Regions from separate parts of the Homo sapiens genome. Here region 1 is linked to region 2. A link is a contact called in ENCODE Hi-C or POLR2A ChIA-PET data. All regions are on one chromosome and are shown on one strand. Each heading gives the region's core, a stretch centred on a gene start or an enhancer-like site at or near the end of the contact. The rest is flanking DNA. Distances are from core to core; before and after follow the strand shown.

What was found. A loop is a pair of places that touch in the nucleus more often than their neighbours do. ChIA-PET counts read pairs that join two places held with the same protein, here RNA polymerase II (POLR2A). Pooled maps may share reads with other maps.
Region 1: a pooled map shows a loop between it and region 2 (4-fold over the local background). The contact joins two enhancer-like sites. A Hi-C loop is called at or near these places in 1 of 168 maps with a recorded cell type or tissue (posterior vena cava) and 2 of 50 pooled maps. POLR2A ChIA-PET finds 5 or more read pairs at or near these places in 10 of 52 experiments (A549, H1, PC-3 and 6 more).

What each region holds. Positions count from the first base shown.
Region 1 is chr13:45,218,613-45,225,628 of GRCh38, forward strand. All of the region lies in intron 5 of GTF2F2 (general transcription factor IIF subunit 2), which reads left to right. It overlaps LOC105370190 (a long non-coding RNA gene), which reads right to left. Exons shown (of 3, transcript XR_941937.3): 3 at 6,243-6,330. Among named protein-coding and RNA genes, the nearest start is that of KCTD4, 21 kb to the left of the region's middle. Within about 2 kb of position 1,444, at least 4 of the 41 ENCODE cell types and tissues checked have a DNase peak (open chromatin) inside an H3K27ac peak, as active enhancers do.
Region 2 is chr13:45,279,775-45,285,912 of GRCh38, forward strand. GTF2F2 (general transcription factor IIF subunit 2) reads left to right here. Exons shown (of 8, transcript NM_004128.3): 8 at 3,668-5,119. The coding sequence ends at 3,787. Among named protein-coding and RNA genes, the nearest start is that of SNORA31B, 54 kb to the right of the region's middle. Within about 2 kb of position 2,042, at least 3 of the 41 ENCODE cell types and tissues checked have a DNase peak (open chromatin) inside an H3K27ac peak, as active enhancers do.

The DNA.
Region 1 (7,016 bases), core at 194-2,693, 62 kb before region 2:
GCCTGTCCTTGCAGGCACTGGAATTTTCAATTCTTGGTCTTTGATTTTTCTGAAACATTTGAAAATGCAGAAAAGATACCACATGTTCTTTGTTCAAGAAAAAGGGTCTCATTTAGGGAATTGAATTGATGGGGTGCCGAATGGTCTGGGATTGTTAAATGCTGTTAATCAAGTCTTTAGCTTACTATTAGGAAGAACTAATTTAGACTTTGGGATGATCAGGATTTAAATATTCCTAGTAGTTTGTCACTGACAGTACAGGAACACCTGACTCCTAAGTGTGTTACATTCTATCTGTCTTGCTTGAGACTGTAATGCAGTTGCCATGGGATGTATTGTAAAGAAAACTTGAATTATTTAAGGAATCTTTGAGTTTCTAAGTAGAGAAAGAGAAGATGTTGGGGGTTTTTTTGTTTTGTTTTGTTTTTTTTAAAAAAAAGGCTGCTCAAAGGAAATGACTTTCAGCTAGAATGGTTCAGCCTGCATAGTGGGTCCCTCACTTTTATATGGCTTCATATTTTATGAATTAGAAGTTCTTTTTAGTGACTATCCTTAAAAAAAAAAATCTCATTTCCTTTCTCACAAAAAAGAAAATTGAATCACAGAAAAGTTGCGATTTGCCCAAGGTCATGATTTGTAAATGGCAAAGCTGGAATTTGAACCCACATCTGATTGATTCCAAAGGAATCAGCTGACAAGCTACCTCTTTCAGCTTTCAGTTTCAAAAGGTTGCCTGGCTTATTCGTAGGAAAAGAGAAAGGAGCAGCTGGTACTGTCTCTCTCCTCCCTCTTATTGAATGACCTTCAAAGTCCCACAACTTAAACCAACATTGTTAGTACCATGGTTCCGTTACATTATAAAATAAATACAAGATTCATATAAGATGTAAAATGGTCTCATTCTTTTAGTTTGGAATTTTTATCTAATTTCTGATTTTTTAATTTAAAAGCGAACTTTGATAGCATGATTGAATTGAATTTCAAAGCTCCATATTTCTGCAGGAGAGGTAGGACATTAAATGATTTTACGAGTCTGTGAAGTTTACTTTTCTGAAGTTTATGTGAAATCTCTAATGCTGTGTGTGGGTAGTTTTAATGAACTAGTAGTTGTGCTGTTTTGAAGATCTGCTAATCTATAATGTACCCCAGATATTTCTATTGTCATATATTGTACACTTTTGTTTTTATGACTTGAAAGCCTCAAAATGTCTAAAACCTTTTTCTTTTAATGTGTTATATATTTGAGGAAATCCCAAAGGAAGGAATTAATAATGTTCAGGCAGAAACTTTTCAAACTGAAAAATAGTACATGTCAGAAAAACGGGAAAGGATGACATATATGGGCGTGGTGAGGTTACATAAAACAAAATATGCCAATGAGCAGTATTCCCAGTAGAACGCGGCTCCATTAGGGCAAAGACCTTTTTTGTCTGATTCATTTATGGGTGTGTTTCTCATGAATAGAAGAGTACCTGACACCTAGTAGGTGCGTGATAAATACTTGTTAAGTAAAGAAAGGAATGAAAAGCATGTGATTTGGCTTTATGCATTTGTGTCCTACAAGCTGCCCAGGGTTTGATCACAATGACTCATTCTTTTTTAAGCTATTGCATGCCAAGTTGATTTATCTGCTTTTGTTACTTCCCTATATTTCATAGCTTCAGAGTGCCATTTATTACTCATTTGTTTAACAGATGTTTACTGAGCATCTAGTGTATACTAAGCAGTGTAACATTAAAAAGCAACCAGATCTTATGTTTCTTGGAAAATTGATCATACTAATTTAATGTAACTAATAATTTAGGGTATTATTTTATGCTGTGTGAGAAATTGGCACAGGCAGTAAATACTAGATTTCAGAAGTCAAACTTCATCATATAAGTATTTTCCATACTTATACTACCATATAAGTATCAGTAGACTTTGACTAGATAAAGAGTGGAGGGAGGGCTCCCAGGCAGGAATGGCACAGCCCAACCAAGGAAGGGATAAAACAATAGCAGTGTTCTGGGAAACTTAGTAGAGGTCACCCTGGTAAAGCCGAGATGGACAGAAAAAGGAATACATAGAATTGCCTGGTCGGTTGGGCTGATGGTAGTTTATTTTGTGCCAGACTGAACGGGCTAGACTTGATCTAGTAAGAGTCACTGATCGAGTGTATTTTACTCTGAGGGGGGTTCCTAGGTCTCCTTCAGGGCTCTGTCTTTGGTACAATTCTTCTCCTTTGGTTACTGACCTTAGTCATCTTTGTAGGCTCCTACTTACCGTCTGAACTTTTTGCCTCCGACCTTATCTTGGTAAGTGATCCCATCTGCTTAAAATGTATGTGTGTGTGTGTGTGTGTGTGTGTGTGTGTCTGTGTGTGTATATATATAGAGAGAGAAACCCCAGAATTTGTATCTCTGGCCTAGACCCCTCTAGACCTCTCTCCTGAGCTTTACACTCATGTACACCATTCCCCTTCAGAGCTCTACTTGGATGTCTCCTTCGTGTTTTAACTTCACATGCGTAAAATTGAATTCTTGGTTGTTAGCCCACCTCTAATGCAGTGTCCTCCCTGCCCCCAGTCTTACCCATTTTTTACGCAGTTTCTCAGGTAAAAAACCTGGGAGTTATCCATGATTCTTCTTTTCTTGACAAGACACATCTAGTCAATGACCAAGTCCTGTTAGTTGTACCAACACAATACACCCTGAATCCTACTACACTATTCTAAGCTGCCATTTTTGCTCCAGAATATAAGTTCAGGACTGACTATATAATCTGCAGGACCTAGTGCAAAATGAAAATATGGGGCCTTTTGTTCATACATTATTAAAAATTTCAAAAAGACCACTGAGGGACTTATCCATGTAACCAAAAACCATCTGTACCCCCCAAAACTATAGAAATTTTAATAAAAATGAAATCAGTGACAGTGGAGCATTAAATCAAGCTCAGGGCCCTTCCAAGTGGGGTCCCAGTATGACTGCACAGGCTCCCTCTTCATGAAGCTGGCCCTGCCTCCACTACTGCAGTAACCTCCTAAGTAGTAGCTCCTTCCTTCCCCCTATGGACCATCCCTCACAGGTCAGACTCATTAGTGTAGATCTAGTCATACCACTTCCCTGCTTATTGCAGTTAAAATAAAATGTACAAATCCTGCATCATCTGGCCTTCAGAACTTTGATCTGATCCTGAAGCTTTTTTAACCTCTTCTTCCACTACACATCTCATTCATTAGACAGCAGCCATAGTTGCCACCTTTTATCTGTCAAAAAGAACAAGTATAGTCCCATCTCAGGGCCCTTCTTTCTGTCTAAACACATATCTTTCATCAGATCTTCAGTTGGTAGCCCCCTTCCAACCATGCAGTTCTCTCAGTTTATATGGAACCTCCTCAGATGGGCCTTTCTCGACCACTGCTGGGTGAAATAGTATAGACTTCTCCCCACCGCCGCCACTACCACCACCTAATTATGTGCTATGACATTACTCAGGTTTATTGTATTCTTAACACTTACCATTGTGTGACTACCTTAATTAATTAATTATGACATACTGACTATATCTCCACCACCTAGCATAGTGTCTCATACATAATAGTGCTCAGTAAGTATTCATTGCACGAATGAATGTTTATCATAACCTTTTTAGCCTCTTTCATTTTAGGAGATTTATCTGAAGTTAACAATGTTTTTCTGTTAACAAAAGGAATACATACAATACAAACAAAATCCTTTGGGATTTTGTTTATTTGGGAATTTAACAAGGGCCCTTCCCTTGTTAAGTTTTTTATTTGTTGAGTCCTTATAAAATTGAATTGACTTTTATTTAATGTATTCCAAGTTAATTTTAGAATCTCAATGAAAGAAGCCCCCTTCTCTTTAAAATGGCATGTCTTTAGTATAACATATCATGATACATAAATGTACTTTAGCTTGGATAAGGAATTAAAGATGTCATTTCCTGTTAGAACTAAGGTTAATACTATAGGATGAGCACATTTTTTTTCCCCTCAGAATCAATATTGTAATTCCAAGGGTTTTACAGCCCAAGCTTCAGAAATGCATGTAAACCCATTCAGTAAACCTTGAACATCTATTATATAACAGACACTCAGGAATGAAAAGATGAATAAGACATTTTTCCTGCCCTTGAGTTGTTCACTGTAGATAATTTGTTCTTTGACATGCAACATCCTGTGTAGTTTCAAAAAGATAAATACTAAACCTGCTTCGTGAACTATGGCTAGATCCTTTAGCTTTTAAGACTTGATTTTGGCTGGGCACGGTGGCTCACGCCTATAATTCCAGCCCTTTGGGAGACCAAAGCAAGAGGATTGCTTGAGCCCAGGAGTTCAAGACCATTCTGGGCTGACATGGGAGATTACTTCTAGAAAAGTCATAGTGCAGTATTCTATCAGTTATTTTCATCTTGAATAATTTTATGGAGACTTCATCTCTATAAAAACCTTAAAAAAGCAGCTGAGGGTGGTGTGTGCCTATAGTCCCAGCTACGCCTGTAGTCTCAGCTACTCCTGTAGTCTCAGCTACTCCTGAGGCTGAGGTGGGCCAATCACTTGAGTCCAGGAGGTGCAGGAGGTTGCAGTGAGCTGAGATGATGCCACTGCCCTCCAGCCTAGGTAACAGAGGGAGACCTTGTCTCAATAAAAAAAAAAAAAAAAAAAAAAAAGTTGATTTTTATAATCCAAAATGATGCAGTTGTATAGGAGAAACAAAACACGTGCGCATGCGTGCACCCCTTATGAGGCTAATACGAACAAGAAATACATAAAATTAATTTATAAATCTGTTGTTTACCAATCCTGTCGGGTACGCACACCAATTTTGGAGGGAGTGGGGGTGGTGATGGCCAAATGCTATTGTTCACAGAATTTTCAATTCTTATTACATAATTATATTGAATGCCATATGGTGTTTTATTGTAGTTCATTAAATTACTAGCAGTTTATACTTCTATTTGTGTTATCATTAACGCATTTCAGTAGCACATTTTTTAAATACAAAACTTTAGATATTCCTTTTTCATAAAAAACTATTCAAGATGAAAATAACTGATAGAATACTGCACTATGACTTTTCTAGAAGTAATCCCCCATGTCAGCTCTAAATGGTGAATAAATGACAGTACTGTGCTATACAGTCCTTCAAATATATAAAATAAGAATTGTTGCTAAGCATGTTAACAAAGAACTAAAAATCTTAAAGGATGTCTTGTCTTGACAATTATCTCTGTTGGTTTGGTACATTAATACCATTTTCCCTTCTTGAAATTCTAGAGGAGTAAGTTATTTCTAGTAGTTGGGTTTTCAAAATAGTTACTAAACTCCTTTAAAAGTTTGTAACTTAAAATTTTTAGTTCACTTTAATGAATGAATATCTTTCTAAGCTATATTATATATTAAACTGTATCCATACTTCATGAAGAGTTTGTTGAGAACATAATCTAACTTTCTCTGTAACTTAGTTTTTCATATGAATACCCATTTTTTGATTATATGGCAAATGCCTTCATACACCATCAAGAAGAGTAGGATTATTTGCCCCTTTACAAGATGGCCCCAGAGTATTATGCTTTGCAAGTCCTTTGAGAGTTATATGTAGTTCTTCAGTCCCCTCTTATCAGGTATCATTTTGTCATGTTGATTGTGTTACTGTCTGTTGCAGCCTCTCTCTTCCTTCTGATTTAGTGTTTTTAATTTCCTGTGAGCAAAGAATCCAGTTTAAAAATTCCACTAGAATGAATAGTGTGTGTAAAAGAAGACTGAATAGACTCTGAGTGAAGGTCTGATGGGCTTGCCTATGAGTCAAGTGGTCAGAGCTGTCATGTTTGGCCCTGTGACATCTGTTTTGGTTGCTGAGATGCCCTTTTTTCCCTTCTTCTTTTCTGATTCTAGTTAGGGCAGATGTCATTGCATTTAATAAATCACAAAATAGAAAATATGTAGAATATCTCATTTTAGTTGGAGGAACACTCCCTTTGGGTCACTTGGTCTTTGTTGTTAATGTGATACACTTGTACCATCTATCTGAAACTCAGATATATAATAAAGTATTGCTAATTAAATTTCCTGACATCTTTCCAAGTGTTTTGCTGTGAAAGTGAATTATGCAAGTAAATGAACTCTATTAAGCTGTTGATTGCCAAAGCTTGTTTTTCTGATTTTTATTCAAATCTCTATCATGGATGAAGCATGCAGTTTCAGAATCAGTTCAGTGTTGACAACATATCAAGATATTCTGCAGTCAATCTCAATGTATGTTCATGAAGCCTCCAACATATTTTGTGGGATACCATCTTTGTCAGGCATTGTGCTAGGCACTGTCCCTGCAGTGAATAAGAAAGACAGGATTTCTGTATTTATGGGGCTTAGTACCAAGTTGTTCTCAAACTTTCATGTTTGTGTATACAAATCAGCTGAGGCCTTCACTAAACTACAGATTCCATGGCCTGGCCCTCAGAGATTTTGACTCAACAGGTCTGAGTTGGGACTAGAAATATGCATTGCTAATAGGCACCCTGACAATTCCGATGTAGGTGGTCCTTAGAACATATTTTGAGAAATATATTCTGTAGTCTGGCAGATAAAGAATTCTTAACAAGGAGGTACAACTTTCGGATAATATATGGACAAGAACAATATAATGTCATATTCGACCTGATTGCCGTTTCATCTGTAATTTAAACTATCTCAAAACCCTATTTTTGAAATCAATCACTTAATGTTTTTCCTTATGACCCTCATGTTGAGATAAAATGACTAAATACTTTGGTTGACTTTAAATATCATTTCTTATTTCTTAAACACCCTACCAATAATTAATCTTTCCTATAAGAATAACGTTGGCCTGTTGGCCGGGCATCATGGCAGCAGGTGCCTATAGTCCCAGCTACTCAGAGGCTGAGGCAGGAGAATTGCTTGACATGGAGATTGCAATGAGCCCAGATAGCGCCATTGCACTCCAGCCTTGTGCAACAGGAGTGAAGCTCTGTCTCAAAAAAAAAAAAAAAAA
Region 2 (6,138 bases), core at 792-3,291:
CATGCCTGTAATCCCAGCTACTCGGGAGGCTGAGGCAGGCGAATCACTTGAACCCAGTAGGCAAAAGTTGCAGTGAGCCAAGATCATGCCATTGCACTCCAGCCTGGGCAACGAGAGTGAAACTCTGTTCCCACCGTCCCCCCGCCCCCCCCAAAAAAGGAGCATGTGATTTAAGAGGAGAGCAAGGCATATAAATAAAGGATTATAATATAATAAGAGCTACCATCGAAGGTTGTGCGGTGTGAAATGTAAATCTAAGGTAAGGCTGTTAGAGAAAGTTTCTCTGAGAAAGTAACATTTGAGCCTAGTCTTAAAGAATGAGGGGTCCAGATTTGAGGAAAGGAGATAAACGTTACAAGGAAGGGAAACAACATATGGGAAAAACCCAGAAGCACGCAGATGCAGAAATGGGAAGCATGCGTGAGGGGGAGTGTTGGAAGATGAGGCTAAAGGGAGAAGGCAGACCTGAGTGGATGCCTACAAAGGCGTTTGGAATTTAATGTGTAGCCCAAACGGGGAAGTCATTAGAATATTTTAGACAGAGGAAGGACATGTGCTCTTTCTGTTCTCTGTCCATGTCTTCCCTTTAGAGATTTTCCCTTCAGAGACCTTGTTTTTCCCTATCGTCACTACTACTTTCTCTGCTAATGTTTTATACCTACTTCCCTGCCAAGCTAATTTATTTGATTAGAGTAAAATGGTCTTAGGTTGCAGTTTAGAACATCCTAAAAATCAGGAAGTTTGTGTCCCCTACCCCCTGATCACAGTACATTGTGACCCTGATTGCATTTTGTTGCTTGAGAAATTGACTGACTATGGTCATCTCATTCCATTCTTATTGTTACAAGGAAAAAAGAATGACACCTTCGTTTATAAAAAGAATTCCATATGTTCTACTAGATTGCCAAAATGAGGGTGGACATGAAAACAACTGAATTTGTACACTTCAGACTTTATTAATATTTTTTGTTTAACCCTTTTTAGGATTTTCATTTTCTGGGCCTAGATTATAAATGGGCACACTAGACTTGAAGTCAGGAGAGCTTCTTTTCTATGGAGCTACTAAAATGCTCCTGGCAATTGTTCTTTTCATTTTTGACCCATTGCAGTGCATCCACAATTGTATGGTTGTTTGTGCAACATCGTCTTAGCCAGTCTCATAATAAACCATTCTTTGGAATTTTACAAAGATGTCATTCTTGGCACCTAAACAGAGAATCATTTGTGCCTAACCAATCATTTTCCATTTATGAATCCTGTTCAATTAGAAAGTAGTTTATGAACAGTGTCCTGTTTTTTAAATGTAATTTGAAATAGCAGGTGGCAGACTTGCATTTTATATTACCTAGATATCTCAAGCCTTTATGCTTACTCATTCACACGGGTCTGCTAGTGAAGCCAACTGTATAAGGTGTGGGAGGTAGGCAAGCCTCGGGGGAACCCAGGGCTCATTTGGTTCATTGCTGCCATCTGCTGGGGCTTGGCTGCTGGCATGGGAAGGCTGCCCACGAGAGAGCTGAGCCATCCTGAAGGAACCTCTGTATACTTCCAGTACTAATCAGCTATTATGTTTCTAGGTGACAACCTACCCCTAACTAAAAGGACTTTATGAACTCTAGAGCATTATATCAGTCAGTGTAAAGTGGCATTAGATTATGTTGGTAACACGTACTCTACAGCAAACATGAGGCTCAGAGAACGAAGCAACACACTAAGGACTCAAAGATCCTAGAGTATCAGAACTGGAAGAACCTTAAGCCAGATGTGGTGGAACTTTAGTATATAGTTACATGAGTCGCCTAGGCACTTGTTAAAATGCAGATTCCTGGGCCTAGCCCAAGAGACTTTGATTCAGTAGGCCCAAGCTGTGTCTCATTTAACAAGCTCCCCACAGGGTTCTGATGCAGGTGGTCTAGCACCATGCTAGAGAAAAGCACTACCTTAAATATACAGACAAGAGCTTCTCAGCCATTTTTCTTATTAATGCCTCACTTCAATCAATAAGAAAAATTACATCTTCCATCAATGGGATGAGTCATCATCATACCGTAACTAGTTCTTTGAAGCACACGCACACAAATTATTGTTGGATTGCTTTGTTCTGCAACAACAACAAAAGAGTCGCTTTTAAATAATTATCTTGGCTGGGTGCAGTGGCTCAGGCCTGTAATCCCAGCACTTTGGGAGGCCGAAGTGGGTGGATCACCTGAGGACAGGAGTTCGAGACCAGCCTGGCCAACATGGTGAAACCCCATCTCTACTAAAAATACAAAAAATTTAGCTGGGCGTGGTGGCATGCGCCTGTAATCCCAGCTACTTGGGAGGAGGCAGGAGAATCGCTTGAACCTGGGAGGCGGAGGTTGCAGAGAGCCGAGATCATGCCACTGCACTCCAGCTTGGGCAACAAGAGCAAAACTCCATCTCAAAATAATAATGATAATAATAATTAATATTATTATCTTTCCTTTCTTCTCCAAGAAGGAAATTCTGTAATTTATATTGGTCAGCTTATTGTGGAATGCTTTTTGGCCTTCAGCATTGGCAAGCAAAGGTCTAGTTTCATATTACACTTAACATAGCCATCATTTCCATGACCATAGTAATCATTTAGTAAATGTTTATTGAATTTTTAGGGACCTAAAACACCATAATATGACTCTTTTCTTTGGAGAAGCCAAACACAAGGCTGCATCCCTGATAGTTTTAGGGGATGTCTTCTTATCACTTTATTTATTTATTTGTTTTTTGAGACAGAGTTTCACTGTTGTTGCCCAGGCTAGAGTGCAATGGCACAGTCTCAGCTCACTGCAACCTCTGCCTCCTGGGTTCAAGTGATTCTCCTGCCTCAGTCTCTCTAGTAGCTGGGATTACAGGTTCCCACCACCATGCCTGGCTAATTTTTGTATTTTTAGTAGAGACGGGGTTTCACCATGTTGGCCAGGCTGGTCTCGAACTCCTGACCTTAGGTGATCTGCCCACTTCAGCCTCCCAAAGTGTTGGGATTACAGGCGTGAGCCACCAAGCCCGGCCTTATTATCACTTCTTACTCCCTTATCTGTGTTGGCAAGCTTGGCTAAAGTACAAATAGTAGTAAATACAAATAACAACTCTCCTTCTCACATAGGAAAAAATAAGTGGGTGGCCTAAAAACAAATTTGAGAACTCACCTTAGAACTGAGAATTCTGAATACCTGTCATATGCCTGCTTGATAGAATATTCTCAAAAATGTTGCTCATTTTTTTTATATGCTACTGCTCCTGAAACTACTGGTTTCAATCTGTGAACTGAGTCCCATGAGGCCACTGAACTCAAGGGCAGATTACCCTTGGTGTACCGTGTCACACTGAGTGAGGACCAGTAATTTTTTCGTGTATTTCATGTAGTGTTTTTTGTGTTTTTTTTGTTTGTTTGTTTTAGCTTTTAAGTTGTTGGCATTCAGGACTTTCAACTCCTTTAATGCACATGATCATATATTTAGTGCAGTTACCATGTCGCACATGTAGAATCAAAAGGCAGTTTATTGAACCTCCTTATAGAGAAATCTTGCTGAGCTTTTAGGATCATAATTTTTATGGCTTGCATATGTGCTTTGGCATATCATCTTATTTTAAGTTTTGTCCCCTGCATTTATAATCTCATTTGTTAGGGGTTTTGTTTTTGTTTTAGGTGTACCTGAAGGAAATCTTAAAAGAAATTGGTGTTCAGAATGTAAAAGGGATCCACAAAAACACATGGGAGCTGAAGCCAGAGTACAGACACTATCAAGGAGAAGAAAAGAGTGACTAAGAAGACTCCTAGCCAGCATGCTAGTGAAACGACTAGCAGCGATGCTATGCAAAAGGCGCTGATACTGGAAGGCTTGAACACCGTATGTTAATAGGGGTTAAGTGACAGTACTTTGATTTCTCTCGGTAAATTTTTTAAACCTGTAATTCTTGTAAAGTTTCTTAACTGTTTTTTTGAGGAGAAAGAACAGATTTATTTATAGACTTAACTTGTATTAAACCAGATTATTCACAGTAGGAATAGGGGTTGGAGGATTAAGAGGGTTTTTCTTAAATATTAGCTTTTAATGTGTACAATTAGGAAATTTTTTTAAGTGAGGACTCTCTACCCTTGCCGTATCTAAGGAGCTGAGGTAATACAGATCCAAGGAGAATTGTATAGCAAGAAAAAAACAGTCAACTACAGAAACTCTTAAAAGGAATAAAAACCCAAAGTTCCTTATTTTGAAATTGTCAAAGAACAAAGCGGTGTTTTTCTTTTAAACAGGTGATCACGTTTCGTGTTCATACTCAACGTTAATAAAAGGAGAGAGTTTGTAGTGAAATGGCAGTGTTCATCATTGGCTTATTTTACCGTAGTGATGCTGAGATGAGAAATGTGCAGGATCATGGTCAGTTGATGTTTCTTTTATTTGCTTTTAAGATAATTAGAAATTAAATATCTTTCCAAAATTTGAAGATATGTCTCCCCCAGTCAGATTATAAGCTTCTCAAAACTGGCTTGCCCCCAGAATTTTACTGCTTACCCAGCAGACATGTATTGACCATCACATGGCAAATGATATCAGCAAATCAAAAGATGGGCGTAGGGGTCCAGCCGAGACAGAAAACGTTAGTTTCAATTCCTGGGGCATTAAAATGTTGCTTTTCTCTTTCTCTTTAATTAATTTTTAAATGAAAACAATACATGTATATGTTAGTTTTTTCTAGCACAACACAATATTATATATTAAGCGATCCAAAATCATACTGTCAAGACCATCAAACAAAACAAAGAAGCTTAAGTGAACTAAGCACAGGGAAAAGTTGTTTTTTCACTCGTTCATTTTGTCATCTGCTTCTAGATGCTGCAATCAAGAAGTAGCAAATGCCCAAGTTGCCATAGTGTTTGCAGGAAAAAAAGAGAAAAAATAATAAAAATAAGGAAGGAGCAATGCCAAAAATTGAAGAAAATATTATATAATTAAAGCAAGAAGATATCTATCCATTGAGAAAAACAATTTTTATATTATTTGCTTTTAGCAGCAAAGCATTAGAATTCTGAGATTGTTATAGCACTAAGAAGATTTTTATTCTGTGTACACACTGAAAAATAAAATTCTGAGTAAAGAAAGTGTTCCCATTCCCCACTCCACCTCAGATTTTCTTATGTACAGGCACCAAATGTGGTATGCCCATCACCTTCTAGTTCCTGATGACTGGAAGCTCTGTGTCAGGAAGCCCGTGGATAATGGTCTGATAAATCTATATAGAACTGAGGATTCTGGATACCTGCCATGTGCTTGGTTCATAGCATGTATCTTCCCCAAAACCTTGTTTTTTTATATATTTGGTACTGCCCTGAAACAGACTGTGTCTCCTCTGCTGATGTCTTTTGTTTTGGGGACAGTGCCTGCCATATTGAACGAGGTGGCTGTGCCACAAGAGTTCCCAGGGCAGAGCTGTGTCTTATTTGAAGCTGTGCTTTGGTTTTTTTGTAAACTGGTTTTTTCTGCTTCTTTTAGTTGCCTGTTACCTCAGCACACCTGATTGCATGAGCTTGAGTCTCTTAAACACTTATCTCTTCAGTAGGATACATAATTTAGGTGCTAGACTGATGCTGTTTCTGATTACGTTTTTGTTTGTTTGTTTGTTTGTTTTTGAGACAGAGTCTTGCTCTCTGTTGCCCAGGCTGGAGTGCGGTGGTGGTGTGATCTTGGCTCACTGCCACCTCTGTCTCCCAGGTTCAAGCGATTCTTCTGCCTCAGCCTCCCAAGCAGCTGGGATTACAGGCGCATGCCACCACACCCGGCTAATGTTCGCATTTTTAGTAGAGACGGGGTTTCACCTTGTTGGCCAGGCTGGTCTTGAACTCCTGACCTCAAGTGATCTGCCCACCTCAGCCTCCTAAAGTGCTGGGATTACAGGTGTGAGCCACCGCACCTGGCTTAAATTGCTTTCTTATTTAATGTTAAAATGTGGGTGCTGGCCATGGAGGAGGTTTTCCCTTCCACCCAGGTTCCCTTATTCTTTTATTTCAGGACTCTCTTACTCTGACAAACAGACTTTTGACAAAGATCAATAAGTAGGAATCCTAAACCCTTATAAACTGTGAGAGTGAAAGGAAGACAGATAAAGAAGATGCACACTTCT